Regions from separate parts of the Mus musculus genome. Here all the other regions are linked to region 3. A link is a loop called in an ENCODE intact Hi-C map of the cell type or tissue named here. Cell type or tissue: heart. All regions are shown on one strand.

Region 1 (5,000 bases), 68 kb before region 3:
AACCCTCAAAGATGATAAAATGATAGTGGGATTAAAATCTATGAAGGCGGGATGCACTCATATTCAGAGTTCTGCAATTAGCCTTATCTGCCAGACTGAATCCTTACTTCCTGGTCATTTATCATCTCTGTCACTTGGCTATAGGTCCTAGCAGGTATTCATAATAGGTGCAAAGGAATTTTCCGGTTCCTCTTCGGTATTTGTGCTGTTTGAGCACTTCCAAATGCTGCTTCCTTCCTGTTGAATAGCTTTATTTAGCTTCATCTTAGGTTATTCAAACAGATGAGAGGCAATTACCTTTTTTTTTTTTTTTTTTTTTGGCTTGGTAGTGAGGAAAGCAGAGCTGCTTGCTGCTGGCTAGCAGAATGGAAAGAGTCCTCGCTGCTTGCTGCTAGAAGGAGGGAGCAAGCCCTGGCACAGTGCCATTTCTTTGCAAAACTCAGTGACCAGGTGCTTTCCAGAGTGTGTCATTCAAGACACCTAAGGATGTGATTCCTGTCAGAACTAGAGGCCCTGATTGGAGCAAAGAGGGCGTCCCACAGCTTCAGATAATCTTGCAGGAGGAACCAGACACTGTTTCAGGAAGTAAAATGCCATAAAAGTTGGAAGGAAATGACCCAGGCTTTGCTTCCTGGTTATTCAATCAACAGCTATTCACTAAACATCGTGCGTAAAATGTGCAGGAACAGCGATGGAAACACACTTCCTTGTCCTGAGAAACTAGAATTGGATTCTTTTTACAAATATGAGCAGTAGTATAAGAGAGACTAACAGTAAGAGTTCGCTGAATCACCAGGTCACCAAGTGCCCAGTGGAGATGAGATATGAGAGTGTAGATGACAGGGATGAGGTGCAGAGCTTGGCACCACACACCTGCAAGCCCAGACGCAGGGCACTGAGGCAGGAGCTTGGTTTCCTGACCAGCCTGGGACACAGGGTAAGACTGTCTCTTCTTTAAAAAAAATTTAAAAAGTATTAATTTCCTCAGCTACTAGTAATGGGCCACTTATGTTAAAAGACAGAGATATGAATAAGCCATAAGGCCTGGCAGACCATTGAATAAATCATTTATTTGTAATGCTGTGTGTGTGAGAGAGCGAGTGTGTGTTTTACTACATTGAAGATGACTAGATAATTAAAGATAGAAGATGGGCAATTAGAGTTCTCTAGAGGAACAGAACCCAGAGCCTTGCTGATGAAGGGGATTTCCTAGACCATCTTGCAAAGACTACCCACAATGGCTGTTTGAGCCTGAGAACCTCTAGTTGCTCAGACCTCGGAGCTGAATGACATCTTTAATCTGGTGCTAACACCCAAACAGTTCTTAGAAAATCACTGGTCTTCAGCTGGGTTCCGATGGCAGCCAAGGGTGGTGGCTGCTGCATCAAGGGAGATCCCAGGGAGGCACAAGACAGCCAAGAGAACAAGAGGGCACTGCTCCCCACAGACCTGTCTGTACCTGGGAGTCTGCCAGAAGATGGTGCCCACTGCCCTTATTGAATTCTCCCGGAAAGTAACCTTGCATGCCCATCCAAAGGAGTCTCTTAGCTGAATCCAGAACCTGCTAAGCTGACAAACAAGATTAACCAAAATTCATTCCTAGATCATACATACATACATACACACACACACACACACACACACACACGCGCGCGCGCGCGCGCGCGCGTAAGGAAGATAGACATACATGTAAGGAAGATAGACAGTCTCTAATGTGAGTGTAGTAATGATAGAAATGATAATGGAGGCGCTAACATAAGTGTCCTGATCTGATAGGGAGATGCTCAATGAAAGATGCTAGACATGAGCTGGCAGTGCCTCAGGGGATAAAGTCAGTCACTGGCAAACCTGAGTTTGATCTTCAGAACATACATGGTGAAGCAAAGAGAGAACTCACTTCACAAAATTGTCCTCTGATTTTTACACACTCACAAACGTAATAAAATTAATAATAATAGCAACAAAAATATTTTTCAAAAGAAAAGTAGAAAAGGTGCTATGTGAGAGATGCCATGTCCTTGCTTGGCTTCAGGAATTGACATAACTTGGGCTGTGAAGGAATGAAGAAAGGACATATACCCAGACATGGAGAAGCTAGATTCTCTGATGGAGGAACTGAAGCATCCCAGAAGCTCAGTGAATTTATTATATACTATTGAACTGGAGGGGAGGGGGGAGGGAGGGAGGGAGGGAGAGAGGGAGGGAGGGAGGGAGAGAGGGAGGGAGGGAAGAAGGGAGGGAGGGAGGGAGGAAGGGAGGGAGGAAGGGAGGAAGGGAGGAAGGGAGGAAGGGAGGAAGGGAGGAAGGGAGGAAGGGAGGAAGGAAGGAAGGAAGGAAGGAAGGAAGGAAGGAAGGAAGGAAGGAAGGAAGGAAGGAAGGAAGGAAGGAAGGAAAGGTTGTTGCATACAGCTGAACAAGGAAGTAGGCTTAGCCAATGCTGTAGGAACAGTCTCGGGGGTGGCTACGGTGAACATTTTCTATCAAGAGTCTCAAACTCAGGCCTGAGAAAGCTTTTGCCCTTCTTCTGAGCCTCACCCTGGTAAAACTGGTGCTTTGCCACTCCAATGGGGCTGAGAGTCTTTGACTGGGAAATATCCATGTCAACAATACATATTGACTCAGGACTTTACTAGCTCCCTGTAGGGGAAACTGGTGTCTTCTAACTGAACTACTGGAGAAAGGATCTTCCAGGTAGGAGGAACTTTCATACGTGCTTGGCAGAGGCAGAAACAGACCTGGTAGTCAATCACACCCAGGCTCAGGGTCAAACTGATTTACCATGGGAGGAGATGGGACCAGCAAAGGATGGGAACTGATGGTTTTGTGATCCTAAGAACAACTTTACACTACAGAGCACTGGATATATCAGAGAAGACTACAACATATATGTGTGAGAGAAAAGGTATTTTAATAGTTGAAGAGAATAATTTGTAGTAGAAAATGGTCTCAGCTGATACAACAACCAACAGCCTAAAAGGGACGCAGATAAAGACCCTGGTCTCTGTGTGAATGGCGGGGAGCACGTGTCACAGCAGTGTGTGGACGACAGACAATGACCTTGGGTGTCGGTCCTTTGCTTCCACACCTTTTGAGGCAGAGTTTTCACTGTTCACCAGCACCTGTAATAGCCTAACTAGCCTGGATTCCAGGGCTGTTCCTGTCTCTGTTTCCCATAGTCCCATAGAAATGTGGGAAATATTTCCAAATTCCCATGCATTACTGTATCAGATTTTTATATGGGTTCTGGGAATCCTACCTTGAGTCATGAGCTTACTCAGCAAGCTGGGGCCACTGCACAGCTGCCCAGCCCTCCCCAGCCCTATTCTTTCTTTCTTTCTTTCTTTCTTTCTTTCTTTTTCTTTTTCTTTTTCTTTTTCTTTTTCTTTTTCTTTTTCTTTTTCTTTTTTTTTTTTAAGTCAACACTGTCATGAGGACACTGCAGGAGCCCAGCCTGAGTAAAACGAACCCAGGGCCCTAATGAAAATGGAAAGGTGCGGTGGGGAGAGGATGTGACACAGGTTTGGGGGATGTGATGCAGGGTTAAAAGACAGAGCAGTCTAGATGAAGGAAACAAATGGAAGGTTAGTATAATTCTTAGAGTGAAGAGGAAGGGATGCCATCTCCCATCACACAGTGAAACGAGCCTCCACAGTCAGCATCCTGCACAGAGGCGGACTGGACATCAGTAGACAGGAGTGATGCCGGCTAGTGTTTGCGACATGCTGACACTGTGCTGCCTTCCCACTCTGCTTTACACAGTTCCTCCGATCACCCCAGATCTCCCCATTCTTACTGCTGTCTACAGAGGAGGGAACAGGCAAGCATAGCTATTCAGTAATGTGCTAAATGTTACTCAGCTGGCACGTTGTGGACGTCTGTGCTGCCTGCGTGTTCTACCACTCCCTACATGGTCTCCCATGTCCCTGGCTCCCCCAACCCTGGACCTGCCCTCACAGCTCACTCATCTGCATTTTCTTCTGTCACTACCCTGTTTCCAGGGCTGCCCTGCTCTGTCCCCTAAGTACTAACAAACTGCACTTGTCACAGACTTTCCTGCCATCAGGTGCAAACACAGGATGAGTGCTCAGAAAGCCAGGCTGGCTTAGGAAGCACATCTCTACTCCTTGTGAACTTAGCTGTTCTTGTGATATCCTCAGAACAATTCATTCACTCTAAGAACGCCATGCCTACCATCTGAGGCCTCCATGTTCTAAGCCTGGCCTGTTAAAATCATCTTTAACACACACTAAGACAACAATAGGGATACCTGCATAATCATGTCCACGTGGCACCTGTCACAATAGTGGAGGTACAGAGACAGCCTTGCTGCCTCTGAGTGGATAAAAGAGTAAAGGGGGGGGGGGGAGACACAGTGGAGTTGCCATCCACCCATGACGGAGAGTGAATCGCATCAGTTGCAGGAAGTGAAACAAGCCAGACTCAGAAATAGAAATATTCAATGTCTGCTTTCATATGTGGAACCCAGATTTAAATCTTAAAACTATGAGAAAATAAAGAGAATTTACAGCTTTAAGAAAGAAGCTGCTCCTCACAAAGAGGTGGGTGGAGGATCGAAGCATCAGGGATCAGGAAGAAAAGATGGGTCTTGACCTGGCATGGTGAGGTAAGGATGAGTCAAACAGTCAAGGGCAGGTGCAAGAAAAGGAATGAGGTTGAGAAAGTCAGAGAAGTTGGTGGGGGTGAAATGGATTGGAAGGGTGAAGATCAGTTTAGTTGTCCGTGTTGTCCTAGAGGTAATGAAGAAAGACCAAGAGCGATTGCAGACTGGTGGCTGAACTCCTCTGGCTGTAGGTGATGCTGGAGTCTGAGACAGATACAGACGTGAGAACGACAGACAGCTGGAATGTACTCTTCACTCTAAGAGAGGAAAACCAAAGGCTAAGAGGGCACAGCTCACGCTCCACCAGTAAAACAAAGGGCAGAAGAACTGGGTGGCAGGTTGTTGAGAGTCAGTAGAACCGTGTAGGGAGAAGAAAGAA
Region 2 (5,000 bases), 190 kb after region 3:
TGACAGGCCCACTCATAACTGCAGCACTGTGACAGCCTACATGAGAGCTGCATAAGACCAAGTCAGCCAACATGGCAGTGTGAAAGAGGGAAGGGCTTCTGAGCTTCCATGCATGCTGAGAAGCTACTAACAACTGATGGCTTCTGAAGAAGGAGAGTCGGTTTCCTTTCAGAGTGGCCCTGGGAGGCTGACAACAATCTGGTGCATAGCTCCACACCACGAGTACATGGGCAGCAGCACGGATGGATTACAGAAAAGGAAAAGAGCATGTGAGTGGAGAAGGAGTGGAAAGCTGGGGAACTGAAATCAGGTGGCCAGGCTTGTATGGTGAGAGTCTCTACCCACATCTCACCCGCTCATGACAGTCTACATGGACATGCTACGTTGTATAACAGTCTTGAACATTAACACCTTATGCTTAAGGCAAAGAAGTGGATCTATATAATCGTTCCCTTTGATACTAACTAACTGTACCAGTGAAAGTATAAATGACCTCTGTCTTACTGATCGACTGCTGTGAAGAGATACCATGTCCAAGGCTACTTATAAAGGAAGGCATTTAAATAAGGGCCTGCTAACAGGTTCAAATGCTTAGTCCATTATCATCCTGGTGGGGAACAGACAGGTATGGCATTTAAGTAGTAGCTGGGAGCTTTACATGCCAAAAGTCGGGCAAGGGGGAAAGACAAAGACAGAGACAGAGACAGAGACAGAGACAGAGACAGAGACAGACGGAGGTGTAGGTACACAGTGGACCTATCATGGGCTTTTGAAATCTCAAAGCCCACACCCAGCGACATAGCTCCTCCAACAAGGCCACACCTCCTAGCCCTTCCCAAACAAATTATCAACTAAGGACTAAGCGTGTAAACATATGAGCCTATGGGGTGGGAGTGGGGGTTATTCAACTCCCCCCCACCCCGATCCTCCTAGCCTAAGGAGTCTGACTTACTTAACTGCAATAGAATTTAATGTTCACTCTAAGGTTTAAAATCTTACAGAAAGAAAACTGAGTTCACCAAATTAGAGCTAGCAATTAAACATATCATCCAGGCAGATATAGTGACCATGCCACTAAGTCCAGCACCCAAAGAGCAGGAGGCAGGAGAACTGCAAGTTCAGAGTTTGTCTGGACTTTCCCCAATCACCTATTATAAACTAAAACAAAACATCTCTTCCCACTTGAAAAACAAGTCTCCAAAATGCAACACGCTATCACATCTTCCCAGTTCACCTCTGAACAATGTGAATTTCTTTCTTCCTTTTGTTCTTGTATAATTTCTAAATTTTCTACAGATAGCTTTTACAAAGTAGGGTAGAAATAATAACCAGTAAATCATTAATTATAGATCTATAAAATAGATCTTTTTTATTTATGTGACAAGCTTCTGTTGTAAAGGCATCATTTCAGGTTGAAAATTCATAATGGTCTTCATGTATCAGTTTCAAGAATATAGGCAAAAAAGAAAATCAATAACCTGGTACTTTTGTACTTTATAAAAAGTGGCATTGGAGCCCTTAAATTACAGTCCTGAAGGCACAAGCCTATAAATTCAAGGCCCACCTGGGCAACTTAGTGAGATCTTAGCTCAAATAAAAAGAACAAAGGGGCCTGGGATACAGCTTGGTTCTCCATCCAGTGCCTGCCTCGCATGCACAAGGTTCAACCCAGGCAGGTTGCGAGGTGTCTGGACCAATCATACTCACACCTGCATAACAATCTATAAAGGAATCATGTTCAGAGAAACTTGTGAGAAATTTTTCTTCCTTAAAGGATACATAAGAAAGAGATGGTTCCTTTTCTGAGTGTGGGACTGTCAGCTCTGCATATAATGCCTAACTTTTATTTTATTTGTGTGTAGATGTTTTGACTGCACGTCTGTCTGTCCCCAAAAGGCTCCAAGTGGACTTGATCCTATTTTTTAAAAATCAAGCCATTCAAAAACCCCTCATTCCAAAATAGATCCTTTTCAGTCATTTTCCTATGACAGACAGAAACCATTTTATTCAACAGACTTAGATGATCCTGTCTGACAGAGAAAGAGAGGCTATGGAAAGAAAGCTCTTTCTAGTAAGCCTACTTCCTTCTCTGCCTTCAAATATGGCATCGTCACTGACCTGCACCCTACGCTGATGGAGAGAAAGAGAGGGCAGTTTGGCACTGGAGGTAGGGATATGGCAATAGTTTGCAGGAGAATGGCATCAAACAGTTCTCATATGATGACAGAAATGCTCTTCTTGAGATCTGTATTCCCCAAAGAACTGAAGCCTCACATGATAGGATAGCCTGCAGAGACGACACAGCAACAGAGAAAGAGGTGTCTGAGCTACTGAGGCAATCTCCTCCTAGTGACTGCTGAAGGCTTCATCAGAGGGTGGGTCTTACACATCCAAAAGATTCAAGCACCCATAGCCAAACAGTAGGCTGTGTATGCCTCTCCTGAGAACTGTGTACTTATACAGTCGCTCATCTAGTCCTTGGTGCTGGTGAGAAGAAGAAGCATGCTCAGCAGCATTTACAATTTGCTAAGTTTGACAAATCTGTGCTAGGTAAAAGCATCCAAGAGCAGGTTGGAAACAGAAATATTGGTGATTTTGTGAAAACTCACAATCTCTTAAGGTAAAAAAATTAAACCAGTGAAAGCATGTGATGATAGCTTTTTAAAAGAGATAACGTTTGGTAGTGAGAAAATTAACTAAACATTCACGAGAAGCCATGCAGCTGAAGTCAGCGCACTGACTAACAGAGCAGCTGTCAGTGCAGAGTGGGTTCCTGTGCTAATCCTGCTCTGACTCAGAGCTGAGTCTGAGAACCTGTCAGAAAGGTGCTCTCACAGTTAAGACAGCAGGCAGCAGCTGTGGAGCTCAGCGGGTTGCAGACCTCTCTTGCCTTTCAGACCCCGCTCTAGTTGGGAGCATTCGGGAACCAAGCATATGTAGTTCTTGTCACCACCATAGAGGGCAGTGAACCTCCAGTTCCACTAGTGTGAAGCTGTCACAGGCGGGATGTCTTCTGGACTTAGAATGAAGTCTGCTCTTACAGGGCTATACGGGCATAGTTTAGGTCACAGTGACAGAATACAGCTAGCTGCAATATAATTGATTGCCCCTATCTGAGAATTTAATAATAAACAGTCATTGCATGACTTATATGAACTGAATAAAAAGTGACTATTCAAATTTCTCCTAGGAAAGATGAGAAATAAAGTAGAAAATGAGACAGAAAAGGCACATTTTCTATGCATTTTGAGAGAGATTAAGAGGTAGAAATAAAGACCATTCATTACACATTTTATATATGTATTACATCTTTAACTCATAAACTTGTGCAATTAAACAACAACAAAAGGACAAAGACCACAGGCTTAGAGAAGCACAACGGAGACGCACTAGTTATTAGTGCATTAAATTCACTTTGAATTCTTGAGTGGCTATTTGCACAGTAGTCCCGTTCTATGTAGAACCCCCTGGGCAGCCTGGCTACTTGTCTCTCTACCTCCCCTTGTGTGTTTGGAGGGTGACAGGGCACGACAGTATGCTGTGGATTCCTCCTGTGAGCACACACAGCTCCACACCACAGGCTACTGCTCCTCAAGAGCAGATGTTCTCCCTCATAGCCAGCTCTGCAATGCACAACACCGACCTCTCTGTGGCTCTGCTGCCTCATCTGCATTGTTGTGGATGGTATGATGGTAAATCTCATGTATCAACTGGCTAGGCTATGGTACCTGGTAATTTAATCACAGGTCTAGCATTACTGTACACTTACTCTGCAGGGTATAACATCTATAGTTACTCTCAATCTTACAACAGGTATCATTTAGTAAGCTGTAAGACTAAGGAAAATGCATGGTTTCCTGCAGAAAGAAGAAATTCTGTCTCAAAACTTGAGTATCCACTCTTGCTACACTTCCAGCCTGCTATCATGCCCTACATAATTCAGACTTGCCAGCCCCAACAATGGTGTGAGCCAATTCTTTAAAATAGACCAGCTACAGCTACAGTCATAGCTCCTGCATAGCGATAGTCCAGAGCTCCTTCTGTTTCTCTAAGAGCAAGCAGACCCAGATGGTACCGCCCACCTTTCTGCCTTCTGAGTGGAAACCCCCAATCTCCCCCTCTAAGCTGTGCACCTGCCAAGACTGGACATGGAATCCAGAAGGTCTACAGGACTGAGGGACACATGGTGCCCCTGACCCCAGGGGATGACGTTCAATAGCAGAAGCTGACGGAACCTGATGGAGACAGTCTTCTCTGCCCCTCCTTGTGCGACTTGTTCCCAGGCTGGAGACTGGAGCATAAGAAGGGCCACCCTTTCATTTTTTTTTTCTTACAGTTTTCTATGATACATTTAATTCAAATCCTAATTAAAGTAAAATTTGCCTATGTTTATACTTTTCTTTCTTGAAAATATAATAGAAGATACATAGCAAATCTTTTTTTACACCAAAGCCTTAGACCCTTAGAGAAAGGTCCTCTGCTTTTTTTTTTATTAGATATTTTCTTTATTTAAATTTCAAATGCTATCCCGAAATTTCCCTATACCCTCCCCCTGCCCTGCTCCCTTACCCACCCACTCCCACTTCTTGGCCCTGGCGATCCCCTGTACTGGGGCATATAAAGTTTACAATAGAAAGGTCCTCTGCTTAAATATTCCAAGTTGCTAGAAATTATTCCTGCTTAATATGTTTAATAATAGAGAAAGAGGGAAAAGCAAATGGTAAGGTGGCTAATTTAAACACAAATACAGTAAAGTTACACAAAATTTCAAAGGACTAAGTAAGTATTCCAATGAAAAGACATGGACTGGCAGATGGGACAGACAAAGACTAATGAGACACTGCTTGTAAGAATCATACTTTAAACAACGCAAGCTGCAGAAGTACACCATGTAGACACTAAATCAGATCTGCGAAACCCTATTGGTCAGATAATAAACCCTACTAATCAATCTTAAGGCAGGAAGCACCAACAGATAAAATGCAAAACTCATAAGGACA
Region 3 (5,000 bases):
GAAGGCATTCTTCTGTGGCCAATTACTGCTTCTGTCATGGTAGCATTTTGTTCTAACTTAAAGCATATGTCTGCTTCCTAACACACAGCTCAGAAGCACAGTGTGGCCCAAGGGTTAAATGCATTCCTTAGAAATTAGACAAGAGACGACTCCTTGGAAGTGTGCAGGTGCAGAATTACAGCCTGCCAACTGCTCATCATGATGCCACACCAAGCCTTCTCTGCAGGTTCAGCTACAATGCCATTGTAGTCCTGTTTTCCCATAAAAACAAATGCAAATAGAAACATGAAGTGTCTCTTTTGTCAGTTAAGAACCGTGCACACTGTGTGTTCAGCACTAATAAAATGATCAACCACAGCTTAAAGTGATTTTTTTCAAGTTCTTTCCAATAACTGCCTGAATTCAAACTCTGATCCCAGAGACAGTTGAGAGGCAGATCACCTGATTGACTATCAGACAAGCTACCATTCCCTCCCAGGAGGCCAAGCGGAGCTCTGCAGCCTAACAAAGTCACTCTGCTAGATGTACACATGTGCACGGCCTAGAATGCCAAGAATAATGTAACTGGGAAAAGGACGAAAACCAAGCATCGGGCAGAACGAAAACCAAGAAGCCGGAGATTTCCCAACCAGCACAGGCTCAGGAAGACAGACACAGTACATATATTGTTCTTTGCTTTTTATTTAGTCACAACACATCAATACAACAGAGGTCAAACCTAGTTCAGAGGAGCTGTTCAAATTATACCTTCTAAAGGGGTAAGCCTGTAAAACAATACTTTTAGAGCCCAAATCAAAATTTTAAAAATGAATGAGAAGGCAGAGAAGCCCTTTTAAGTACTGCAAGAACCACATTTTCATGCACCAAAAGGAAAACACAACATAAAAATTTCCACTTAAAAGAAAATATGGGAGTTCTAGGAAAATCGGGTTGTGTTTCACAGGCACCAAGCTACTTTCAGACTCCGATCGCTTACGCAGGTCGACACTGGTGAACGGTGAAATCCGTGAGACTGAGAGTGCTTAGGGCTGCCAAGTGCAGGCAAGGTCTACATAACTGTCTTGCTTGCTGCCAACGCTCCAAATGGGGACCTAGACTACCAGCAGCTGTTTCTAAACCTGAAATATCAGAAGAGAAAAGCCAAGCAGGCCACAGTAGCTGGTCATCTGGATTCAGGGCACAGACACCTTTCTCCCTTCACCTCACTGCTCTGAGAGGCAGAGAGAGAGCCAGTGCTCTCCAGTAAAGCTGCGCATCTGATTTGTCAACGCTTTGTTTGCAAATATAATGCTTTGCTGACCCTCCCTCCCCAAAGAATACCACTTATACAACACCTCGGTCCATCAAAGTAGTAACAAAATCGTGTTAACATTGAGCATAGTGGCGTGCGAAATTAATCCTCAAAAGATTACAACTTATACACACCAGGAAACAGACCCCAAACACTAATGTTAAGATTCCCCACGCTGAGGCAAACGGAATCATTCTCAGACAGACAGGTTTACAAAATAAATGAGGCACAGAACAAACAACGGATCAAAGTGTTGGTTCGTAATCACTACCTCAATTGAATCTTTTAAACAAAAATTAACAACTAATTTTTTAAAACTGCTAATGCATGACATGATAAAAAATTAAAGAGAAAAGTAAACCAACAAACTTTTAGTCTTTAGAAAAAAATTATCTGAAAATGTACCTTTTTCCTGACTTACTGGCGACTTTAGGGTGGTGTTGACAACCGTCCCAACACACCTGGGATTTTAAGCTTTCCCCTCCCTTGTTCTACAGCATCAGTTCTTTAGAAAGCTCCGATCTCTGTCCCCCAAGGTCTATAGGGCTTGCCAAGGTTTGCTGCCTGCGTGGGTGTCGAAGGGCTCAGTAGGTGGAAGGAGCTGAAGGAAAAGGGGAAGGCTGAGAGCGAGGCCACAGAGGAGAGCAGCGGTGGAGACAGTTTGGAGGCCGAGGTCACCACGGGAAGCACCGGTCCCAAGCCGCCACTAGGGGGCGCTCGCAAGGCCGGCGCCTCCGGATGGGCAGAAGCCAGCCTGCCCTGGTGATGCGGCTCCGTGGGTGACGCCGCGGTGCCAGCGTTCCCGTGGCCATTCTGGGGCAGCAGCAGAGGGTGTGCGATGTGTGGGTGATGTCCGAAGGCACTTCCCCAGGGAATGTGTCCGAGGCCACCGTGAGCGCCGCTCGCGGCTTCCCGCTGGGATGCGTAGTTGTTGAGATGGGAGACCAGGCGAACGCGAAGCGGGTCGGAGGCATCGAGTCCTTCAATGATGCTCAGATAACGGGCAACTTCGGCCAGGCATTCCCGAAACCCCAAACTCCGATAGTCCATAGCCAGGGCGTGCGCGTCAAAATAACCTGTGCACAAAAACAAAGGAAAACCTTCAAGGCTCTGCTCATTTCCTGAATTTCTTCCACTCCAAAGTTCTTCCTGGCAACTCCATACAGGATTACAGCACAGATCATGGGTCCTGGAAGCTCAAATATTTTGAAGCTGACCAAAATCTTTGCATTAATCAACAGTATATGTTTGCTAATGCAAGTTCAAAGCCCAATTAGAAGCTGCTGAGCAGAAATTGGAATTATACCCTACCAGCAGATGAAACTATGTTCCCTCCTTTAATGTTTTCCCTCAACAACAACAAAAAATACATCAAGGACAGAGAAACCACAGAGCAGTGAAATTCATTAGACACACAGATGTAAGTTATCATCGTGGAGCTTTTAGGCACTTGGTCCTTGGTGAAGAATCTGGTGGCTGGAGACAGACACGGGCTTCAGTCTCTCACCCCGTTAGATTTTTTTTTCCTCTCTATTTAGCCCCAACATGTCTCTTTCCTCCAAATTCTTTTGGCAGTTCGTTTTCTAAATCTGTATATAAAATTCCGACTATCTAGTTGTTCTTTTTAATAAGCCATTTCCCAATCCTTTCTTAAATAGCAACAGACAAACATGAGTGACTTGACCTAAATCAGGGCTGTCACAACCGGAGGAGCTCCGGGAGACAGGCGCTTGCTGAAAGGTGCATTAGCTCAGTTGAAAGAGGATTGGGGTGATGTATTCACTGCTCAAGAACCCATGTGCTGTTGAAGGTGCACTTGGCTGGCAAGCACATACTGCTCTCCCCACCCCACAAAGCAAAGCAGGCAGGGACTGCACCAATCCCAGACTGCGCTTGCTACCACCCCCACCCCCCACGCCGAGCACGCAAAGCCCCAGCTGAACTGGAGAGGAATACCTTTCCCTCCTGCAGTGTGCAGCATTTTCAGGTGATCCACAGTCATCTGCAAGATCTCAGCTTTTTCTAGCTTAGCAGATCCCTAAAAAGAAGACAAAAGGCTTATCTGACACAAGTGCCTTTGGAGAACTTAAAATATGCACACAAATATACATACATGTAAAATACAAACGTAAAAAAAAAAGCAAAAGTCACGTATATCCACAAAATCTGTGGGAATTTGTGTAAGAACATCCAACGACTTGGCACAAATGAGGTTAGAAGCACGGAGGGGAGGGAATCAGAAGGTGCCGATGGCTACACTCAGCGCTCTCATACTTCCATTACCTGCTTCTCAAAGGCACTGGGTACCAGCCTTCTCAGCTCAGACAAACTGTTATTGATTCGGTCTCGTCGGCGCTTCTCGATGATCTATGGGAAGCAGACAAAAACAAAGGAGGGCATTTACGTTATGACTGTACATTCCAACGAGAAGAAATGTGGTTCTTTCCGTTAGTTAATTAATTAATATAACAATGTGCATATATATTTAAATTATTGGGGGGGGGGGTACTCACGCCTCTCCGTCTTTTCCTGGCCAAAACCTGGGACGATGTCGTTGGGGACATGGAACACAGCGCCGAACTCAAGTTTCTGTAAGATGGGAAGCAATTGCCTTGAGAAAGGAAAGGAGAGCCCTCCTACACCAGATTTCTTTGGCAACTTGAGCTGGAGGGCTCGGGGACGATTGCTCCCAGCCAGCAGCTGCCGGCCCACGACTCCCGGCAAAGGGAACCCAGCATCAGCGCACCCCATCCTCTCCTCCCGCTCCGGATCGGTCGGACGCCGCCAACTCACCCATTCTCGTCCGCGCTCTCCTTTTCCACCTCGATGGTCTCGTCCAGCTCACTATCTGAGGAGCTGTAGTCTGGGTGAGCTCTCTTCATGGTGGCGGAGCGTGGGCTCCGAGGAGGGTCGCGCGGCGGGCAAGGAGGAGTTAACTGCAGTGGCCGCTCAGCGCTCGGCTGCGGGAGGTGCGTGCACACTGATCCCACTCACGCTCAGTCTCCGGTTAAAACTCAACCATCCCTTTCCCACGCTGCGCCCCTTCCCATGGATAGGGGGAGGGCGGGGAAGGCGGAGAGGTTGGGGCAGGGGCGGGGCCACGGCTCCCGGGTAACCGCGTGCCCCGGCCAATTGGCGCCTCGCTGCGCAGATTGGCAGCCGCATGGGGGCGGGACGAGCGGAGGCCGAGGCTGGCTGCTCCCCGCCCCCGGAGCCCGCCCCTGCCCGGCGGCAGTGCGTCGGCTCCGCAGGAGTTCGGCTGGGGGCCGCGGGCGGCGGTGGGCCGGCGGCGGGCAGAAATGGGGGGCCGGCCCGGGACACCAGCCCGGCGATAGCCACCGCCCCGCCCAGCCCCACCCCGCGCGCCCGGATTGGCCTGGCCGTGTGCCAGGGCCGCGCCTGCAGCGCCGCCGGTGAGCCGCACGCGCCGCGGGCCGTGGGAAAGTGCCGGCGCCCCGGCCGCCAGCCAATCCGGACGGACGGCGACGGCGGCGGCGACGGTGGCGGCGGCGGCGGCGGCTGCTCTGGGCGGCTGCTCTGGGCGGCTGCATGAATGGAGAAGAATAGCCAGGCGGGGGAGCCGGGCTGCACGAGGGCGCGCCTGCCGGGCTCCTGGTGTGAACCTGTAATCGGAGTCCGGGCGCCGGCGGGCCCCGGAAGCCACCGCCCGCGTCCCGTTCTCTGCACTGCTGCCGGTGCCCCGCGGCTG
Region 4 (5,000 bases), 400 kb after region 3:
GGCTTCACTCATGGTAGGCAAGCAGCCTACCTAACACTAAGGTACACCCTCAACCCGTGTTTTACTTTAGACTTAAATGTATTTGTTTGTTGTTTGGTGTGTGGTGTGGGTGCACTGTGAGCACGAAAGCATAGAGGGGATGTCTGGTGTCCGGTCTCCTCACTCGCCGGGGCGTTCCCTTAACGCAGGGTCTCTCCCTGAATCTCCACCCTCTACCATGATGGAGTTCTAACACAAGCACAATAGGCTTTGTTTTGTTTGCTTTCTTCTTCTTTTTCCTTTTCGCTTTCTCTTTATTTTTCTCCTCCTCCTCCTTTTCCTCCTCCTCTTCTTCTTTTTCTTTTTCCTCTTCTCCCCTCCCCTCCCCCATCGACTTCCTCGGGCTGGCCATCACCTCCTGTCTCCAGGTCTCCACAGCCACATTGATCCTCTGGCTTCAGGGATGCTGGTAGCACCAGCTGGAACGGAGTGCAGAGACACACGTTTCTCAGCTTAGCTTTGGCGTTAGCAGGGAAGGAAAAGAATTCACTGTCAGACTTTAGATGCACATGTACATCTCTGGTGCTGAGGTTCAAAGTGAGAGAGGCTTACCAGGGAAGAGCATCCTTATACTTGAAGTAAGAGATGCAGTTAGTATGCATGGCAGATATGTTAGCCTAAAATGTGACATAATCAGTAAAATACATAACATAAATAATGCAATACTTTGTATGTCTAAGATAGCGTGCTACATCTGGCAGGCAGCTGGCATTTACAAACAGGGACTCAGAGGCTCAGCAGGTTGCCACTTCAGGAAACAATTCCCAAGACCTGGGCACTGCTCCCTTAAAGGGCACAGCACCAAAAATATCACTGCAAAAGGCAATTAGAAAATGAAAGCTCAGCCGGGCATGGTGGCGAATGCCTTTAATCCCAGCACTTGGGAGGCAGGCGAATTTCTGAGTTCGAAGCCAGCCTGGTCTACAGAGTGAGTTCCAGGACAGCCAGAGCTACACAGAGAAACCCTGTCTCGAAACAAACAAACAAATAAACAAACACAAAACAAAAAAGAAAGAAAGAAAAGAAAAAAAAGAAAATGAAAGCTCTTTCTCTGTATTGCTTTCAGAAATGTTCTGGAAAGCTCTGGAAGGGATTCTGTGGTGAACTGTGGTGTCATTTATGGGCCAGCTTCATCTGTAATACTAGGCCATCACATGCAAATGGCATCTCTGAATTCCCGGGCTGTGCTATCCTGGGAGGGGAAGGGGGGCTGCTGCTAAAGGCTGCCGCTAAAGGAGAGTATGATTTGAGTCTCAAGCAGGCTGCTACCAGTCAGCACCATACAGCGCCAAGTTGGCCAGTGTCAGAGACAACCATTGCTGTTATTGTTGTTTAGGTAAACATACAAAATACCGGGGTTCACCATGATATCTTCACTCATAGATACCATGGTCTGTTCTTATTTTCCCCTCTCTCCACCATTGGTTCCGTTCTTCCCTCAGCCAGCCGAAGCCTCGCTTTCTCTTTACATATATCCGTTATCCTTTCTTCATCTCTCAGTTGCTTGCCTTTATGGGCTCAGCCTCTCCTCTCTGCTTCCCCTCTCTAGTTTAATGGCTTGCAAACAAACATAGATGGCACATACATATATGTACACACACATAATTTTAAATTTCTGTTCTGTGTTTCAGAAAACGCACATTCTTTCTGAGTCTGGCTTGCTCTTGCTTAACATAAGGATTTCTGCTTACATCGATTTTTCTGTATCATGATTTCATTTTTCTTTACAGCTGCATTTTAAAAATGTGGTTATTAACTATGTCCTAACCTTTGTAGAGTCTAACCAATCCTGCCCCAGGTAATTGTTTGTAATATCAAGCCTCCTGCCTGTAGCCCTCCACTTCTTCCAATATTTAATGCGTAGGAACTCCTTTTTCAATGTCTGCCTTCCAGGCGCTCCCTGGAAACTGGTGGCGCCGCATCGCCCCCTGCCGGCAAAGTCTCAGAAACCTCCTTCTAGGTTGCCTGGCTCTTTACCGCGCGCGAGAAAGAGGCCACGTTTGACAGGTCTCTTCTGTGCTCTGTCGCTGGCCCTGAGATTCAGAGTCAGGAAAAATGGAGTCTTAAGCTAGATGTCTTGGTTGAGGCAGTAATCCCATCACTAAGGAGGTTTAGGCAGGAGGATCCTAAGTTCAAAGCAAACCTGGGCTGCATAGTCAGGCCCTACCACAAACAAAACCACTATCCACTGCCATTGGTCTTTGGAGATGTTTGTTTCCTTCTGGGTCTCGTCCCCTTTCTTTCCATCAGGGTTTCACTGTGAGAGAGAATGTCAGTAACATTGATACGGAGGGTTAGAGGAGGCTTCAAATGGGTAACAAAGATGAGAGAAAAGATGAGAGACAAATCCAGGATATTGTCACTTGCTGTAAGGAAGAGAGCAGGCATACAGGGAAAAGATAAACCGGGAGGCAAGTCAGTACAGCGGAAGGTGCTTGCAGGGCATATAAGTGAATGATTGGCTCTGGAGCTGGAAACTAAGCACAGAGCCCACGCATGCAAGCACTGGCATTCCCGCTGGGCCACACTTCCAGCCCTGGGTTTATTTCTGAAAAAAAAATTTCTTTATTTCTAATTTGAGAGGGGGAGGGGAGGGGGAGGGGGAGGGAGAGGGAGAGGGAGAGAGAGAGAGAACACGTTATTCTTCCGAAATCTCACCATTTTCCTTTGAGATAGATCTTTCATTGGCTGAAGCACACCAGTTTAGCTAGGCTCGAAGGATCGTCCTGTGTCCACCTCCCCAGCACTGGGTTCATAATCTCACTATGCCCGCCATTTTTCTACGTCGGGTTCTGGGGTTTGAACTCTGCTCTTTGAGCTTGTGAGGCAGCCGAGCTGTCCTTTAAGTCTCAATATGCAATTTTTGCTTTTGTGATTTGTCCCCTCGAAACTGCCCGATGTCTGTTTTGTTTCCTTGTTTGATTTTTGCTATTTTGAGTTAGCATCTCAAATTGTCAGACTGGCCTTGGACTTACTGTGTAACTGACAATGGTCTTGAAGCTCCTGCCTCTAATTCCAAGCACAGTGTCACTGCTGTGAGCCACCACACCTGGCTCTGCCCTTTTCTTAACTACAATTGTTTGTTTGATAGGTTTTTATTTTCCGTGTTCCTGTGCCTACTTGACATTTCCTATTTCCTTCTTTAAAAGTATCCTTTTCTTCTCTTCTCTTCTCTTCTCTTCTCTTCTCTTCTCTTCTCTTCTCTTCTTTCTCTCTCTCCCTCCCTCTCTCTCTCTCTCTCTCTCTCTCTCACTCTCTCTCTCTCTCACTCTCTCTCTCTCTCTCACTCTCTCTCTCTCTCTCTCTCTTTCTTTCTTTCTTTCTTTCTTTCTTTCTTTCTTTCTTTCTTTTTCTTTGTTTTTGAGACAGGGTTTCTATGTATAGCCCTGGCTGTCCTGGAACTCACTTTGTAGACCTCGAACTCAGAAATCTGCCTGCCTCTGCCTCCCAAGTGCTGGGATTAAAGGTGTGCGCCACCACGGCCGGCTAAAGTGTCCTTTTCTAAGCTGGGTAAGGTGGTAATTCCTGTAATCACTTGGGATTTGGAGAAAGGAGGGTTGGGAGTTCAAATACAGCCTCAGCTACAAAGCAAGCTTGAAGTCAGTCTAAACTATATGAAAGCCTATCAAAATTAAAAAAAAACTTTGAGATTTTCCTATTGTATTTAAATATTTTCACTCCTCCTTCATCTAGTTTTACTACATGTATTTTCATTTGCATTCTTTGTCTTCATTTTGTAATTCAGTATCTAATCCTTTCTCATCTCTGAATTTTCACACAAATGCTAGCTACCCAGGAATAGGTAAGAGACGGTAAGTAAGTCAGTCAGTCAGTCAGTCAATCAATCAATCAATCAATCCCTGGCTCCCTGGCTGCACTGGCTCTGTCCTGTAAGCCCCTGTGCTCTTTACCAGCACCTGCAAGGACTGTTTGTTTCTAATTCTCCACCCATTTCCCACAAAAGTTCACAATCAAAATGATTTTACTGGGGCCGGTGAGATGGCTCAGATTTTCACTGCCTTTCTCTCCACATTCCCAGTCTTACAGCCTCACAATCAAAGTCAAGCTGCCCCCCTGGCTCTTTACTACATATAAAGACTGTGCAAGGGCTGGCAGGATGGCTCAGTGGGTAAAGACACTTGGGATCCAGCCTGATGACCTGAGTTTAATCCCCAGGACCCATACAATGAAAGGGTTAAATCAGCTTCTTTAAGTTGATCTGACCTCCACATGTGCACCATATCTCACACACACACACCACACACACACACACACACACACGCACACGCACACGCACACGCACACACACACATGCACACACATGCACGCACGCACGCACACACACACTAAACAAATTAGTAGATATCAAAAACAATTAAAATCACTGACTCTCCCTCGGCTCTCTAAGGTCACACCTGCTCTGTCTTCATCCAGTTTGTGTCTCCCGTAAGTGTCCCCATGCGTCCATGCTGGGGACAGCTATCGCCTGAGCTGAAATTAACACCCTTTCAGGGAAATATAGTTTTTTAGAGCACAGTGAAATGCAAAAGGAAGGACCAGAGTTTTAAAATATGTCTTTTCTATAGAAATTCAGATGGTGCTGTCTGGGCAGGTGGGAGCTACGGGCATGCGTGAGAAGAGAATTATGCAGAACCACCACTTGTGCATGGCTCGCAATCTGCAGCTTTCCACCACTTGTGCATGGCTCGCAACATGCAGCTTTTCACCACTTGTGCATGGCTCGCAACATGCAGCTTTTCACCACTTGTGCATGGCTCGCAACATGCAGCTTTTCACCACTTGTGCATGGCTCGCAACATGCAGCTTTTCACCACTTGTGCATGGCTCGCAACATGCAGCTTTTCACCACTTGTGCATGGCTCGCAACATGCAGCTTTTCACCACTTGTGCATGGCTCGCAACATGCAGCTTTTCACCACTTGTGCATGGCTCGCAACATG
Region 5 (5,000 bases), 250 kb after region 3:
CCACACTACCAACAGTCAGGCTCACCATCCTCAAAAAGAAGGCAAAACCCACACTGACTCAGTCCCCAAAGCCTATAAATCAGGTTCTGCTCAAATCTGATTAGTTTCTTTTATTTCCTGTTACTTAACGCTAATTTTTTAAAAAGTGAGAAGGCTATAATCACAGCCTGAAAACAATATGAACAAAAAATGAAATTTTAATGTAACACTTAGAAGGAAAAAAACCCAAAGACATTAAAAGAAGGTAGCAATTATTTCTGAGCAAAACATGGGTGCTAATAAAGACCTACAATCAGAGAAACTAAGTCCAAGCTGAAAGTCGAAATGGAGCTAAATGGGTCAGATCATATGATTACCCTTCAAATATAGCACATGCTAACTAGCTTTCCTTTGTGAAAATGGACTACTTTTAACCAAATTTTAAGTATTGATAAAAGCTTACTCCCGGGGCTGTAGAGATGGCTCAGTGGTTAAGAGTGCTGACTGCTCTTCCTAAGGTCCTGAGTTCAAATCCCAGCAACCACATAGTGGCTCGCAACCATCCGTAATGAGATCTGACGCCCACTTCTGGAGTGTCTGGAGACAGCTACAGTATACTTACAGATAATAAATAAATCTAAAAAACAATAAAGTGCAGGTGGTGGTAGCACATGATTTAAAAAAAAGAAAAGCTTGCTCCCTTGTGAAGTCTATCTACTTCAATTTACTATTTCATTGCCTTTTGACAATTTTCACTGTAGAAATGAATGTTTCAGAAAAAAATTATTATTAACTCTTAGTAACTATTTCAGAATTCTACAATGTAAAGAAAAGGGGATGGCATAAAATCAGAACTATATTTTAACATTCCTTTACAAACTTAATAATTTCTAAGATATCAATGATTTGTCATGTGTTCAATAGGAAACTGGGAAGAAAAAAACTGGAAGGGTAAGAATGAAGCACATAGCTGGGCAGTGGTGGCACATGCCTTTAATCCCAGCATTCCGGAGGCAGAGGCAGGTGGATTTCTGAGTTCGAGGCCAGCCTAATCTACAAAGTGAGTTCCAGGACAGCCAGGGCTACACAGAGAAACCATGTCTCAAAAAACCAGAACTAACTAACTAAATAAATAAATAAATAGAATGAAGCACATGATTTTATTACATTTATATAAAACATATAAAATAAGATCATTTCTTCTTTTATATTGAAACAAATCCTTTGGTATTCATAAAAAACTCAATGACTAATTTAAATCTTTTATCATGGACTGGAGAGATTGCACAGTGGTTAAGAGCGCTTGTAGAGGACCCAGGTTCCATTCCCAGCATCCACACCATATACACACAAACATGCAGGCAAGACACTTGTGTATATTAAACAAACTTCTGTTGTTTTGGTTGGATTGGTTGGTGTTGTTTGGTTGGTTGTTTGGTTTGGTTGGTTGGTGTGGTTTGGTTTGGTTGGTTGGTTGTTTGGTTTGGTTGGTTGGTGTGGTTTGGTTTGGTTGGTTGGTGTGGTTTGGTTTGGTTGGTTGGTGTGGTTTGGTTTGTTTGGTTGGTGTGGTTTGGTTTGGTTGGTTGGTGTGGTTTGGTTTGGTTGGTTGGTGTGGTTTGGTTTGGTTGGTTGGTGTGGTTTGGTTTGGTTGGTTGGTGTGGTTTGGTTTGGTTGGTTGGTGTGGTTTGGTTTGGTTGGTTGGTGTGGTTTGGTTTGGTTGGTTGGTGTGGTTTGGTGTTGTTTGGTTGGTGTGGTTTGGTTTGGTTGGTTGGTGTGGTTTGGTTTGGTTGGTTGGTCTTTTGAAACTGGGTCTCTCTTCAGACTCCTGGCTATGCTGGAACTCTCTATGCAGACCATGCTGGCCTTGAACTCACAAAGAGTGCTGGGATTAAAGGCTTATGCCACCACACATAGCTAAGTAATTTTAAATTAAAAAGAAAAAAGGAAGGCAGGGAAGGATAGAGGGAGAGAGAAATTTTAACAAGAAAGTAAAAATACTTAAAATTTGTATGAAATCCATCTTAGATATTTTGAAAATTTGTAAAACTACCAAGTGTCCTATAGTGTCAGTATTCTCAATACTCTAAAGCAGAGGGTGGTCTACTGTGCAAACCACTCTCTGACCGTGCTGAAGAGGGAGGGACAGGACGCCCTCTAGTGTAAGGAAGCAGCAGTACTAGCCACAGAACACCAAAAAAAAAAAAAAAAAAAACCATTCTTTGCTCAACACTGCCATCTGTGGGCAGTTAACATGGGTTATAAACTTAACCGTCCCCAATGCTATAAAGTCATAGTGTCTAAGTTGACATAAGAGAGATTTAGAATTCAGGAGGGAAAGACTGGGATGTCACTCAGATACAACAATTTATCACTGGCAAGGTCAGGCTGTGATGCCCTACCCCACAAAGGAAAAAGAGACAGAAAAATACATGTACAGAACTATCTTCAGCAGATGTCTACCCGTTCCTCATATAGCAGAATGAGCTCTGTTGACCACAATAATGAATAGTATTTGGCCCTTATGCTCAATAACTGAAAAAATAGCAGCATCAAAGCTGGGAAAAGATGTGGCCACATGAACACACAAGTAACCATAGAACCCACAGGTCCTTTAGATCCAAGTTTGCTTTATATAGTAACACCCACAAAATTAGGACAAAAAAATTATGTGGATCAATTCTGACTTCTTAGCATATATGAAAATCCAACAGGGAAACCCATTATTTTTAAGACTAATGTAATATATGCTAAAAAAAAAAAGTTAGTGTGTATCACTTGAAATTTCATTACTACATATACATATTTTCAAATCCAAAAATAGGCATCTGAGTTGCTATTTTTTGCATAATTACTCAACCATCAAACTAAGTTTTATTACAATTTAAGTCAACATATATTCTTACACACATGTATGGATTCATGCAATAATCCTAACCTTGCTTTTTCCAAGAGTTGTAACTACAAAGACAAAATGGGCTCAGAAATGACTTCATGAAACTACAGAATGGTCAGCGTACTATAAGACAGTGGTGAAGCAAAGCCCAGACCGTTCAAAGGTGTTTCATACAGTTGGTAGGCTCACTAAGGGTAGACGAGTGAGTCCCTCAGTGAATCATGGGAAACCCATCTCAGGGGAAAGAGCTTCATTTAGGAAACAGCAATGTTCATCTTCAGAGGAAATCAAGCATAAACCATCTTACTAATGAACTCTTACCTAAACCCCAATATGCATGCTAGAAGTGTAATTTTTGTGACTACAAGTATATCTTATAGCTTATTTATCAAGTAAAATATACAAACATCAGCAACTTTGACTTAATATCAGGGATGAGGAATATCAATCCCAGTTCCCAATTCCTGAAGGTTGGTTTAGTCACCTGACATCAAGAAACTAGAGTTCAGCAGCAGGCACTTGCACAGGCATGTGTTAGGCCCTGAGTTCCACCCCCAGCAATGCAGACCAGTAAGAGCAAATACACACATGATGAAAACGGGGTGAGGTGGTAAGAAGACGGACGTCACAGCACAGTCCCTGGGAGGTCATCTGGACAGGCACAGTAGACCTGTCAGAGGTGAGCTGTGTGAGGCTTTCTCCCAGTGGACACCCTCTACATTTGCTTTCATAAGCACAAAGTTACAAACGCCCACCGTAGCATTATCAACCTGAGCATTTGCAAGGCAGGCCTTTTCTATTTAAGTAAGTTATAAATATATATATAACCATAATATAAAATATTAGCAGAATTGTTAATACTGTGTATACAGTGAACATATGAGGCAATAAGGAAAGACTCAAAATTACACTTAGGTAAATATAGCAATTTTCAGTAGTAACAACTAAACTACGTTATGTTTACTGGCAAGGGCTACTTTCAAGTGCTTTAAATAATGAATTGTTTAACCCTGCAATAGTCTCATGGCTCAGCTTTCTTTTATAATAAAAGGAAAAGGAGAAAACAGATATGTAGTAGTTTTTCAAAAAATACAGCTAGAAAGATGGCTCAGTAGTTAAGAACACTGGGTTCAATTCCTAGCACCCACAAAGCGGCACACAATCATCTACACTCCAGTCCAGAGAATCATCTGCTCTCCTGAGCATGCAAACGTGCAAACATGCACATGAAAACTTTTTAAAATTTTAAATATACCTAGTAAACAAAACAAAACCAAGAATTTAGGCCAAGACTTTGTGAATCCAAGAAGTATAGTGTTTTGCAGGGATGTAACTGCAAACTGTATCTATCTACAACACAAGCCAACTGTGTTTTTAATGATATATATGTTGTGGTTTATATATATATATATATATGTATAATTATATGTATTATATTATGTATTATATATATATATATAATCCTTGGGAATGATACCTTCCTGTGCTTTTTAAGTCAATGTTACTTTTATACTTTGTAAATAAACTTTTTTAAAAGTCCTGATCACACAGTACTTCTTCATCTTCTAATTTCAGGGTATTTTTCAATTAATTAAACCCAACTCTAAAAAGTGATGTGAGATTTTGCTCACAAACTAAATCCCTAGCAATCCCTAACAACTGCTTCTGTGCCTCACCACAAATGTTAAGAAAGGAACGCAGCAAAACTTCCAGCAAATACTAAACTTAAAGCTCGCGGGGTATTTTGAGCTTCCTAGCTATTCTAACATCATTTCTGCTCAATTACTATGATGGACAAGCACATTTAACTAAGAGCCCAACCTATCCTATGTGTGTAACGGCTTGTGAGTTGTCACAAGCAGTAACAACTCAAGTCCCTGTGTGACTGTGTACTACTTATCCGTACATCCACTTGGTAAACCTGATACTTAGTCTCCATTGTCAGCCCAACTAGACAGTAGAATCATGGAAGAGACACATCTCCTGTATGTGAGGGTGTTTCCAGACGCAAAGGAGAAAGCTCACCCTGAATGTGGGCGGCACTACCCCACAGGTCCATTCAGAAAAATGGAAAATGAGAAGGAGAGCTGCGAATATCACTCATCTCCCTCTGCTTTCTGGCTCCAGG
Region 6 (5,000 bases), 60 kb before region 3:
TCTCTCACAGAACCTGGGTCTTGCTGGAGTTTGGCTAGGCAGATGGCCAACGAGGCCTAGTGATCCTCCTGCCTCCGCCTACCCTGCCCTGCCCTATCACTATGGTTACAAGCAATCAGAACCAGTCCTGGCTTTTTATGTGCGTGCTGGAAAACTTGCTTGCACAGTAAGTGCTCGTACCTACTGACTCACCTCTCCAGCTACAAGGTTTTGGGTTTTGGTTTAACATTGAAACATTTTCTGTACTATTCTCCCATTTAGGAGGAACCCTGTCCTGTCTTCAGTACTAAATTCTTAGAGAAGTTCAGTTTCCCAGGGAAGGCAGCTTAGTTCAGAGAACAGTGCAACCTTCCCACCTCCACCCTGGCCTGGCACACAGCTCGCCCATCAAATGTCTACACTGCAGAAGACTCGCTCGGAAAAGGTTCTCAGGGGACCACCAGGAAGGAGGCTAAAGTGGGGAGTGCTTCCTCTCACTGTAAAAAGTGGGACAGAGGACTCAACATGAGTCAAAATTAGCCTCACTGGACCCAAGTAGAAGTAGAAGTCTGTCTCTGAAGAGGTGGTTCATGGTAACTTCTGTTCCTGTCTGCCACAAGAGCCCCCATGCCTTCAGGAGATAACGCCTCTCTCTCTGTCTCAGCTCTTTGCCCTCTGAATAGAACACGGTCTTCCCCAGAAACAATCATGGTGACACTTTAGCTTTTGTCTATACTGGGTGAGAATTTCTTGGTACAAAGTACAACCCCGGCTGCCTGATCCCACTCCCAGGGAAGTGACTGCCTGGGAATATGACCAAGAAAATGATTTAGAGCACAGGCCATCCTACCCTCATCACTTCGTGGTGTGATAAGCCTGCTACTGTGTCTAAGTGACTAAAAATAAATACACAACACACTTGCCAAAAGCTGCTGGCCTGTCAGAGCTGTTAGAAAATCCTGATGGCTGTAGTAGTCACTCTTTGTATGAAAGGATGTAATGCACAAAGGCCAAGGCCAAAGGTGACCTGCCCTAGCCAAAGAAACCTGTGTGCAGTGAGTGTGCACACAAGACACAATGCCCAAGCAAAGCCAAGGACACCAGCTTCAGATGGGCAACCATCTTTCTTTTCATTGCTTCTGCGTAACAAATGATCCTAACAGTTTTACCACAAGCTCCTCCGGGCCTGTTGAAGAGCTAAGCATGAACATCCACAGATGACAGAGGTGCTGAGAGGCAGGTGTTCCGAGCATTGTTTCCTCGAGCAGTAGGAGAGTAAGTTCCTGAATCCCTGGTCTCCTGGTGTTCTCCCTGCACGGCCAGATTCTTCCGGCAGCTCACTGCCGCCGTGTTTCTGGTGCAAGACCACACACCTGAGACTCATTCAAGGCTGCTACATATTAGGTATTCCCACCTGAAAGATTTCTAGAATATTCTACAGAGAAAAAGACAGTAACAACCACGAGACTCTAAAACTTGATAATGCATCTAAAAATATTGTCCAAACTAGTAGTTAGGTGCTTGAAGCCTGCATACGATAAGAATTCTCTTTGTTTTCTAGTTTTAAAATTTAGTGGGCTCAATATATTACACAACTGTAATGCTCTTCCAGGTAAACTCTCAAAATTAATCCAAGAGAGATTTGCTTACCTAAGCTTCTCATTTATTTTCAGAGTATACTATAGTTTAATTATTCTGTTGTTAATTATTCATTAACTGCATAGTATACTTTAATTATGCTGTTATGTAATTCCTAGTGGAAGACGTAAGATTTTTGTTTAAGTGGGGAGAGGGTATGGTTAGCATTTTTCTTTTGGTTCCTTTGGGTAGTGATGTTGGTGGTAATAGTGGTGAAGATGACCTTAAAGTAGCCTTGATCCGGGTGCTGGTGAGGCCCATTAAAAGAGCTACTCCCTCTGCTCAAAGAATAGAACCTACCTCTGGCCTTGGGAAGAGACCTGACACTCTAAGTTATCAAAAATATAAGAGTTAATATAGCTAGACTTGTCTATCAGCAGGTAGAGGCAACCTCGGGAAGGTTGTCTCACCTTAAGACATGCTAAAGAGATGGGATATCCTTTAATGGGATAATGTACTTCTCCTTCCCACAATATACAGCCCTGGTTTCATGGCTGATAAAACCATATGACCCTGCTGAGGTCTGCCCCATTTCATGAGAGAGAGAGAGAGAGAGAGAGAGAGAGAGAGAGAGAGAGAGAAATTTTCATGCTCTCCCGCCCCCAGGAGCCATAGACCATCTAACAAAATTCCCAACTTCAGACACATGCTCTCTTTTGAGTTGTTGGTCTGCACTGTTCAAGAGAGTCCCAAAATATTACAGGCTATTGCTGCTGCCCCCTAGAGGTGGGAGGTACGGCTACTGTTGAAGATGCCGTGCGTCTTTATTTTTTTCATTTTAAAGGTGTTACTAGTTTTATTTGACTACCTTTTTATTTATTTCATTTATTTATTTATCATTCACATTAAATCTTGGTCGCAGCCCTCCTTTCCTCTGCCCCGCCCCCCCACACACACATACAAACCCCTCTCTCCACCACCCCTCCCCTTCACCTCTGAAAAGAGGGAGCTCTCCCCCCAACCATACCAACCCACCCTGGAACCTCAAATCACTACAGGTCTAGGCATATCCTCTCCCACTGAGACCAGACATGGCAGCCCTGTACTTTGGACACACTGTTTCGGGTCTGCATACTGGGTGCTTTCCACAGGGATTGCAGGACTTAGGTAAAGCCAGAACAGCAGAAGAATTGCAGCTCTCTGAGGGGGAACAGGAGCAAGGAGGGTTGTCAGGCCTCTTCTGCAGCCACAGCTCCCCCGGAGTTGGTGGCAGGAGGCAGGCAGCCAGATGCAGCGGGCAGCTAGGAGCCAAGGTCATGACCACCGAGCAGGAAGTTGCAACGAAACTTCAGGAGAAAACACTCATCCCTTAGGGTGTTACAGTTTAAAATAAATAAAAATAAAACACAGTCACTCTCACATGGTCTTTGGTAACTTTATTCCTTATGAGTAGGATCTTATAAACATTTTGGGGTGCATTGGGGTCTAAAGGTAGATGTTTTCTGTTGGCTTGGTCTGAGATGTTAGGGATGCCTCATCTGCATGTCGAAGGAATTTGGGTGTTGTCCCTACAGTGACTGATTGTCACAGTCCTCTCCATGGCATGTTGTGGTCACATGTTCCAGGACAGAAACCTGGCCAGGAGTAGATTGCTGGGGTTACTGAATCGGCTCCATCTTCCAGGTTTTCTGACTGGTAGCATGGTCCACAGCCTCACACTAGCTTCCATGGTACCAAGATTCCAAAAGAGGGAAGCAACCAACACTCCTACACGACTATAATACCTATGAACCACAGTAGAGTCATGATGTCTACGAGCCACAACGACGACCAAGACACCATAATTATCCTAAGGGTATACAGTAGTGGCATACAGACCAAGGGTAACCAGCAGCTCTCTGAGTTGACTTAAAACACAATCAACAAGAGAGAACTCACACCTGGTACTGAAAACCTGACTAAGTACCCAGGGCTAATGATAGATCTTGAGGAGAACCCACAGTCACCACTTTGCTAAACTAGCATAATATCAGTTTAAATGTTTGCTCTCATGCAGATTAGTTTTCACTCCCCCTTAAGGAAATTTCTCTTTGCAACAGAGACTGTTACAGAAAATCACAAATGACCAAAAGTCATGGAGCCTCAACCAAACTGATATACCTGTAACACAACACCTCCTCAGGGGTCACAATGGGAGAGGAGCAGAAGGGTGGGACGAGCTGGAGGATCATGAAGTTTCTCCTAGAAATGGCAGAAGCTACATCCATAACGTTTCAACAACTTGGGTTGAATACATTCCAATAAACATTTAAAAAATACGACTCCAATAAACATGGTGATATGGAAGGAGGAGAGCTCCCGAGGCCTCGGCCCTAACAAACAGCTATAAACAACTAAGGAAAGCAGAGAGCAGAAGAAATATCCTCCGTGGGAAAGAACACGCCAATCAGTTATCCAATACCAAGTTGTAGTTATGTATTCAGGAGTGTGTGTGTGTGTGTGTGTGTGTGTGTGTGTGCGCGCGCGCACACACACATGCAATAATTAACAAAAAAAGGTCATGAATTTGAAAGAGCAAGGTGGGGGTACAAGGAGCAGTGGAGGAGGGAAGGAAAGGGAAAATTATATATAAATGATATTATAATCTCGAATTCGTATTTCAATAGGAAGAATCATGAGAGGGAGCCCTGATGTCTCCAGCAACATGTAGAACCCCAGATGGGACTCTCCAGAAGTTTTCAGTAGCGATATAAAAATGTTTTTTTCTGGTAGGTAATAATAAAATTATGGTAACTTCATATCAACAAGTTTCATATCATTAGCCAAGTTTGTGCCCTGGGTATGTGAGGAGTATGTGAGGAGCAGGGTCAGGCATTGGAGAGTATCAGAATTTATTATGCAAACCACTTGATTTCAAGAACTACTGCTGGTCACCTTGAATGGTTCTATTCACTTTTTAATAGTTTGCCTTGTCTCTTGATTTTTTTTTTTTAACAAAGTCTTACTATGTAGCGGAGGCTGTCCTTGAGCTCACAACCCTCCTGTCTCGGCCTCCCAAAGCACTGGGCTTACAAGTGTGTGCCGTAGCTCTCTTTACTCCATTGTCAAATTACCTTTCTTGCCTATCAAATATGAGTTCCAAGGTAGTGGGTAGCATAAAAGAAATTAATACAATTGAAAGGCAATTTTATATTCCATGGAGCCATAAACCTTGATGTGACCAAAACAAAGACAGCAAAAAAAATAAAATAAAGGAACCAAGTAGCAACTAATTAAGACATTTGAAGTGGAAGGGTCATTATGCAGGCACCTTATCGGCAATGAAATAACTTTTCCAGCATTGGATATATTAAGAAATATTTTAAGAGAGAAAGAAGAGAAATAGAAAAAAAAAAGACATGAACATAGAATAAAGAAGACAAAGCAAGCATAGAAATCTTTTT

The links. Peaks named below come from ENCODE experiments on the same cell type or tissue, not always from the same donor. Only the 100,000 strongest peaks of a DNase experiment are listed, where the experiment ranks them.
Region 1: it touches region 3 in a loop (5-fold over the local background); 13 of 42 quality-filtered maps call a loop at or near these places.
Region 2: it touches region 3 in a loop (2.4-fold over the local background); 5 of 42 quality-filtered maps call a loop at or near these places.
Region 4: it touches region 3 in a loop (11-fold over the local background); 5 of 42 quality-filtered maps call a loop at or near these places.
Region 5: it touches region 3 in a loop (6-fold over the local background); 28 of 42 quality-filtered maps call a loop at or near these places.
Region 6: a loop joins it to region 3, with 4 times the contacts of the local background. A loop is called at or near these places in 13 of 42 quality-filtered maps.

Annotation. Positions count from the first base shown.
Region 1 is chr3:8,595,053-8,600,052 of GRCm38, forward strand. No RefSeq gene overlaps it. Among named protein-coding and RNA genes, the nearest start is that of Gm32496, 30 kb to the right of the region's middle. In heart, no CTCF peak of the experiment used is centred here; a DNase peak (open chromatin) is centred at 459; H3K27me3 peaks cover 149 bases.
Region 2 is chr3:8,848,118-8,853,117 of GRCm38, forward strand. All of the region lies in intron 2 of Mrps28 (mitochondrial ribosomal protein S28), which reads right to left. Among named protein-coding and RNA genes, the nearest start is that of Gm52600, 50 kb to the right of the region's middle. In heart, a CTCF peak has its summit at 2,942; no DNase peak of the experiment used is centred here.
Region 3 is chr3:8,662,698-8,667,697 of GRCm38, forward strand. Hey1 (hairy/enhancer-of-split related with YRPW motif 1) reads right to left here and starts at 4,341. Exons shown (of 5, transcript NM_010423.2): 1 at 4,085-4,341; 2 at 3,805-3,880; 3 at 3,575-3,658; 4 at 3,248-3,329; 5 at 662-2,367. The coding sequence starts at 4,173. The coding sequence ends at 1,799. LOC115489673 reads right to left here. Exons shown (of 2, transcript XM_030252957.1): 1 at 4,527-5,000; 2 at 4,227-4,381. The coding sequence ends at 4,241. In heart, no CTCF peak of the experiment used is centred here; DNase peaks (open chromatin) are centred at 2,004 and 4,504; H3K4me3 peaks cover 4,556 bases; H3K27ac peaks cover 2,762 bases.
Region 4 is chr3:9,065,291-9,070,290 of GRCm38, forward strand. 4930539M17Rik (RIKEN cDNA 4930539M17 gene) reads left to right here. Exons shown (of 3, transcript NR_040597.1): 2 at 1-41. Among named protein-coding and RNA genes, the nearest start is that of 4930539M17Rik, 5.8 kb to the left of the region's middle. In heart, a CTCF peak has its summit at 1,977 (motif pointing left); no DNase peak of the experiment used is centred here.
Region 5 is chr3:8,914,311-8,919,310 of GRCm38, forward strand. The region is part of intron 1 of Mrps28 (mitochondrial ribosomal protein S28); the gene reads right to left. Gm52601 (a long non-coding RNA gene) reads right to left here. Exons shown (of 2, transcript XR_003954436.1): 2 at 2,607-5,000. Among named protein-coding and RNA genes, the nearest start is that of Gm52601, 6.8 kb to the right of the region's middle. In heart, a CTCF peak has its summit at 2,224; no DNase peak of the experiment used is centred here.
Region 6 is chr3:8,602,220-8,607,219 of GRCm38, forward strand. No RefSeq gene overlaps it. Among named protein-coding and RNA genes, the nearest start is that of Gm32496, 23 kb to the right of the region's middle. In heart, a CTCF peak has its summit at 2,343 (motif pointing left); no DNase peak of the experiment used is centred here.